Linked DNA regions of Mus musculus: region 1 is linked to region 2. Evidence: chromatin loops called from intact Hi-C (ENCODE). Cell type or tissue: heart. All regions are shown on one strand. Each heading gives the region's core, and the rest is flanking DNA. Links, peaks and the distances in the headings are about the cores only.

Region 1 (2,911 bases), core at 253-2,752, 73 kb after region 2:
CAATCTCTCAACGAGTCAGGATAACAACTACTTAAATACAGCATCAAATTTGTATTTTGTAGTCAAAATGATTTCCAAAGGCTTTAAAGTACAGAAGGACATATATGTAGGTTATATGCAAATAACTGCTTCGCTTTACGTAAGGGATCTTTACATAAGGCGTCACTGGATGAGGCAACCTGAGATTCAGGTTCTAGAGAGGACTCCTGGAAGCAACCCACCTTGGATATCAAAGGACGACTATAAACTAATGCGACAGTAAAAATAAGGTCTAAAGCAAGAACCTTAGAGTGAGAAATTATCTGAAATCAGTTAAAAAAGGAGAAAAAAAAAAACCCTAGCTTCTGCAGCTGCCGGGGAGACCTCTAGCAAACTGTAGATACTCCTTTTAATAATGAACTTTTAATTAGTTGGCTGTATAGAGTTTTGTAAAGCCCTTGGCTATAAGCTCAAAAGGAAGCGGCATAAATAAGCATCAAATAACCAAAATGTAGACAGAGAGGAAAGTCTGGTACTGTGGATGGCTCTCTCTTTTCCCAATAAGATTCCTCATAATCTAATCCCTTCAGAACTTCTGTGTGAGAAAACAGAATGGTGTTCAGTAACATCCCTTAGTACTATAAAATTCTGATTCTAATCCATGTCAGAATTATTTTAGACGTTGAAAGATAAACCTGGCATTTTATCAGAATCTGTAAAAGGAGAAGTTACATGATATACAGTCAAGATAACACCCTAAACCCTACAGTAAAAGGCACTGTTTATGGGAGTTACAAGATATACCTGCAAGCTCTCAGTGGGCGCTCACGGGAACCGCACTTTGGAATCCCGTGTCCCTTTCCTATGGACCCACGAAAGTCTAGATACTCAGCAAACTTCCTGAAAACAAAGTTTCCACCTCAACTCCGGCGTAGCTAACAGCTGGACAAAGTCAAAGGCAAGCGAGTCGGCGACACAACTCACCTACAAGCTCTCCGATCATGAAAAGCAAGTAGAGGACGGCAGCGATGGTCAGCCTGGTCTTCACCTTCCTCTGCTTCAGCAACTCGCGTCGCTTGCTGCAGTTGTCACAGGGGTCCATTTTCAAACTCAGCTGACTGTTGGTTAAAGGTAAGTCCTGGTCCAATAAGGAGTCATCGTCGGCCTGGAGGGCCGGGTGCGCCCCGTTCACAGGCCTTTCCGGGGCTTCCGAGTCATCGTCGGCCACCACGACTCGAAGTTTATTAAAGCGCGAAAGCCCCTCGTCGCTCACCTCGTCCGAGAAGTCGAAGGCGCTGGTGTCATTTAAGAACAGCGGCGTGTCGTCTTTCCTCAGCAGGGATTTGAGGCGCTTCCACGCGCCGGGGCCGGCCATGGCAGCGGAGGGGCGGCCGGCGACTCCGCCTTCACCGGCGCTCGGGCTCCTCAGGGCAGCGCGGCGCGTCCCTGCCCATCGTGAGGAGAACGAGACCCCGCTCCTGTCGCCGCGCCCCGGCCGCGCGCCAGCTCCGGACTCGGCGGTGCTCGGCTACCTGCGGGCCGACGCCGCCGCGCATCCCCGCCCGGAGCTCGCGCTACTGCGACCCGGGCCAGGGACCGAGGCCGAGCCCCAGCCACTGCACCCGCCCGCCCCGTGCCGCTGGGAGGCCGGCCGCGGGGTCTGACAGGCCCGGCCTCCTCCGGCCCCTGAACGAGGCGGCGCGTGCGCCCGCGAGGCGCGAGGGGAGGGGTCGGCGCGGGCACGCAGGCCGCCGCTTGGGGGCGCGCCGAGGGGGCGTGGTCGCGCGTCGCCCCCTGCCCCCGCCCTCCCGGCCCCGCCTCTCGGGCTCTGAGGTCTTGTGCGCTCTGAGCCCCCGGGTGTGCCGCGGGAAGGTCCCCCCGGAGCTGGGTGTCACTGCTCTGAATTCCCTCCACTGGAGATGGGTCTCGGGAATCTCAGGTCCGATCTTGGTTATGGATGGTCCGTGGAAAATGTCCTTTAGTGCTTTCTTACCAAGTGGGAATCCTGGTAGCTTTTCTTCTACCCAATCGGCAAAAAATTGCCGATTATCTTGGTCAAAAGGCTAGGACAAGACTAGGATGGTCAGTAGTTCTATGGCTTGCTTTAAAGTTTCCTGTTTCTCAGCAAATATGTGTCTTCCTTCTGTGTTCACTGCTACGCTCCTTGGGCACAATTGTGTGAGCTTACTTTCCCTATGTTTCATCACATTCTCAAATGTCCTCAAGAAGCAAGATTAAAGGCAACACTGTTGGTAGAATTCATTTTAAAGTGTAAATCCTTGGCTTCCACCTTTCTTTCCTTTTGAGATCCTTAGGATCTAATCCAGGGGCTCATGCAAGTTAGACACGGGGCTACACCTGCATCTTGCCTGTGGTGTCCTGCAAGCTCCTACTTCCCCAGGGTTTACAAAGACAATATTTTAAAAAGTTTTTATATCTTACCAAAATTTCAGGTCACAAAAATACAATGAAAAAAATCACACGAGGCAATTTTAACGATTCTGTTGACACCTTAGAATCCGGTGCGAAAAGAAAGCCCTGGCTACTTCTGTATTCCAGAGTGATCCCTCAGTCCTAAGTTTTCCCCCAGAGCTGCAGTCATGAAAGCAAATTAGACCCTCCATGGTCCCGAGATCAGGAAGGGAAGGCTATTGCCTAGAATTTCATCAATCAGGACACGATGGTAATAGCCAAAGGGAGACAGCTTACGAGCCATTACATTCCTCGGCTCCAAATATCTTAGGAGTAGATTGTTCTGTTGTTTTTAATGTCCCATTTAACTGCCTACAATGTTTCAGGAGTGTCATCGGAGTCTCTTAAATGCAGCCTCAAGGTAGGAGGGATGTGAATGTTTCAAGAATAGTTGAAATAAAAGGATGGGTTGTTTGGGGACATTTCCAGCGCGCTGTGCTGAGGAGGACTGCCTTTGTGC
Region 2 (2,911 bases), core at 164-2,663:
CAAAGCAGTGCTTCATTCTATAAACTCGTTATTTCAACACCACAGTTTCCCATGGCCTCACTCTATTATAGTGCAGACTTGTGGCTTCATCCTTGGACCTGACCTAGAATGAATGCTTTTCCTTGGTCATAAATCTGACCCAAGCCCATTTCTCTTTTTAGTGTAATTGTGGAAGTGCAATGTATTTTTTATCATGCAGCCTTTACTTACTATTCTCTGAGGAGTGAGCACATTCTATTCTTGATTCTAACTTTACTATATCTTTCTGGCAAAACAACTAGAACCATCTCCTAAAACTTTCTTCCTAAAATTATTTGAATCAAATCAGAAATTCTATAGCCTCATTAATCCATCTAAACAGCATTAATTCATGAAAGTTCACCTTCATGTTGATCTGAAGGAATTTTGCCCAATAGGGTAGGCTGATGCCCAGGAATCATTAGGCTATGCAATATTGACAAGAAAAGGCATACCACTAGCATGAAGCAATCCTGGGATAAATATCTCTGAAGGCCCTTGCAATTTAGAGCTTACCCATCATAGCTATACAAAGTGGTATATCTCCAGAAAACTTAGCCTTTCCTTGATGGCTCCTGACAGGAAGCCAGGACAAGAACTCAAGGCAGGAACCTAGAGGTAGAACCCGAAGCAGAGCTCACAGAGGAATGCTGCTTCCTGGCTTGCTTAACTACCTCTCTTATAGAGTCCAAACCCACCTGCTAGGGACAGCACTGCCTATAGTGGAATGGGTCCTCCTCTATCAATTAGCAATCAAGAAAATGCCCCACAGAGATGCCCATGGGCCAGTCTGATTGAGGCGATTCCTTTTTCCCAGTTAAAGTTCCTTCTTCCCAGAAGTGACAATGAAGAACAGCCATGAAAATGTCATTATAAAGTGACCTGTGAGAGTTAGATGCTTCCTCCCACTATCTAAGGAGAGAGTGCAAAAGCACATGAAGTAGGAAGTAGCCCTCACTTGTCCTGAGTCAGCCAGCATCTACATCTTCGTTTTCTAAGCTTCCAAAACTGTAAGAAGTAAAGCTCTGAATGCAAGTCATGCAATTATGTACATGAAGGCAAAGCACATACACATAAAATGAGATAAATAAAATCTGTAAAGGGGCTGGAGAGTTAAGAGTTAAGAGTCCGAGAAACTGAGTTTAGCTCCCAACACCCACATGGAGTGATTTACAAACATCTATAACTGTAGCTCCACGGGATCCAATGCCTCTGGACTTCATGTGCACCTACATAATCTCTCTCTCTCATCATACACACTATTTTTTAATGGAAAAATATAATTTGCTATTGCTTATTATAACCTGAATAGCGTGTGGTACTTTGTTAGAATAGCTTGACAATATTATAAGAATACATACTAAAAAAAAAAAAAAAAAAAATACATACTGTGTGAACCCTGAGGAAAATCTAGCGGAAGCTTCGGTTGCAAATGTCCGGTCCGCCAAGGGCCCTCGGCCTTCATTTGTTGGTTCTGGACTCCCTCTAGTGGTGCACACGTTTGTTGCTTTAAATAGTGCTCATAAAATTGCCAAATTTGGAGTCCTGTAACCAACAAAAGGACCACAGAACTGTTATTATGTTTTTCTTTTCAAGGTTTTCTTTTTCTTTCTTTCTTTCTTTCTTTCTTTCTTTCTTTCTTTCTTTCTTTCTTTCTTTCTTTCTTTCTTTCTTTCTTTCTTTCTTTCTTTCTTTCTTTCTTTCTCTCTCTCTCTCTCTCTCTCTCTCTCTCTCTCTCTCTCTCTTTCTTTCTTTCTTTCTTTCTTTCTTTCGATACCTTTCTCCATTCTGTAGTTTAGGCTTGCCTAGACCTCACTAAGTAGCCCAGGTAGAACTATAAATTGTTCTAATCCTTATTTAGTCTCCCAAATGTTGTGATATAGGTATGAACCATCACAGCAAGCTTAGAATGGTTTCCTGCAAGATTGTAAGTATGATGAATTCAGATGTATGGATGACTGAAACAATACAATGAAAATGGTCTGACTCAGAGGAGCAGGATGGGTTAAGGCTGCCTGGGAAAGATAATCTATAGTTTTACTGAGAATGTGTGAATGAGTTGAGGGCCCAGAAACACAATCCCTTCCTGATATTTGTGACACAAGGAGGGGAGTGGCTGTTTTAGTGGGGATGCTGTATATTTCTTGGCCAAGGTCAGAGAACTTTATAGTTTGGCCCTGAACGGGATCAGCCTCTTTATGCAACACGAAAAAACATGTACTGTCCTCCACACCATATCCCCACTAACTTAGCCTCTACCCCTGTTTTAAATCAGTGCTGAAATCTGAAAGGTTAAGTTCACTCTAATTGCCTCAGTGGGCATCAGTTATGACTCTCAGCTGTACCTTTCATGCGACCATGGTCAAAATATGCAGAGAAAAACCTCTTAAGATCACCCTATTAAACTTCCGTTTCCTGGTCAGTTCTTTACCACAGCTATCCACACGCACGCTAGCTTTCACACACATCCCTTTACATATTGAAGATGGTTATTATGTCTTATTATTAATGTCTTCTTTCCCATTTCTAGACGCTCCAAGTCTTTGGAACGAGGATAAAAGATCTTTCATAAGATGCGAGTATCATGATTAATTTGGCGGGTATTTTATTTACACCTTGTTTATATCTGTAAGCACGTTACACCTTGTCAGCAGTTTGGGTTTTCTTTTTTTCCTTAAGAAATCTTTTTACTTCACAAAATGAAAACTCTTATGGCCTAATGGAGCAGCCGTATGTCTGTCAGATGCCAGCGGAGACCTTTTCATTGAGGCTCTTGGACCGACTACCGGGCGTCTGATGTTTATGGAGAGCCAGGCTTTTCTCACTTTCCCAGAAGTCCTTTCGACCGTCAATCAGAGGCTTGTTCCTTCTTGGCGCATGCGCGCCGCCTGCA

Evidence for each region. Peaks named below come from ENCODE experiments on the same cell type or tissue, not always from the same donor. Only the 100,000 strongest peaks of a DNase experiment are listed, where the experiment ranks them.
Region 1: it touches region 2 in a loop (5-fold over the local background); 2 of 42 quality-filtered maps call a loop at or near these places.

Annotation. Positions count from the first base shown.
Region 1 is chr2:122,701,067-122,703,977 of GRCm38, forward strand. Slc30a4 (solute carrier family 30 (zinc transporter), member 4) reads right to left here and starts at 1,597. Exons shown (of 7, transcript NM_011774.3): 1 at 964-1,597. The coding sequence starts at 1,354. 4930417H01Rik (a long non-coding RNA gene) reads left to right here and starts at 1,573. Exons shown (of 5, transcript XR_866691.3): 1 at 1,573-1,918. In heart, for the core only: a CTCF peak has its summit at 1,743; a DNase peak (open chromatin) is centred at 1,655; H3K4me3 peaks cover 2,130 bases; H3K27ac peaks cover 1,380 bases.
Region 2 is chr2:122,627,721-122,630,631 of GRCm38, forward strand. Spata5l1 (spermatogenesis associated 5-like 1) reads left to right here and starts at 2,905. Exons shown (of 3, transcript NM_001033256.4): 1 at 2,905-2,911. In heart, for the core only: a CTCF peak has its summit at 1,506 (motif pointing left); a DNase peak (open chromatin) is centred at 1,481; H3K4me3 peaks cover 316 bases; H3K27ac peaks cover 405 bases.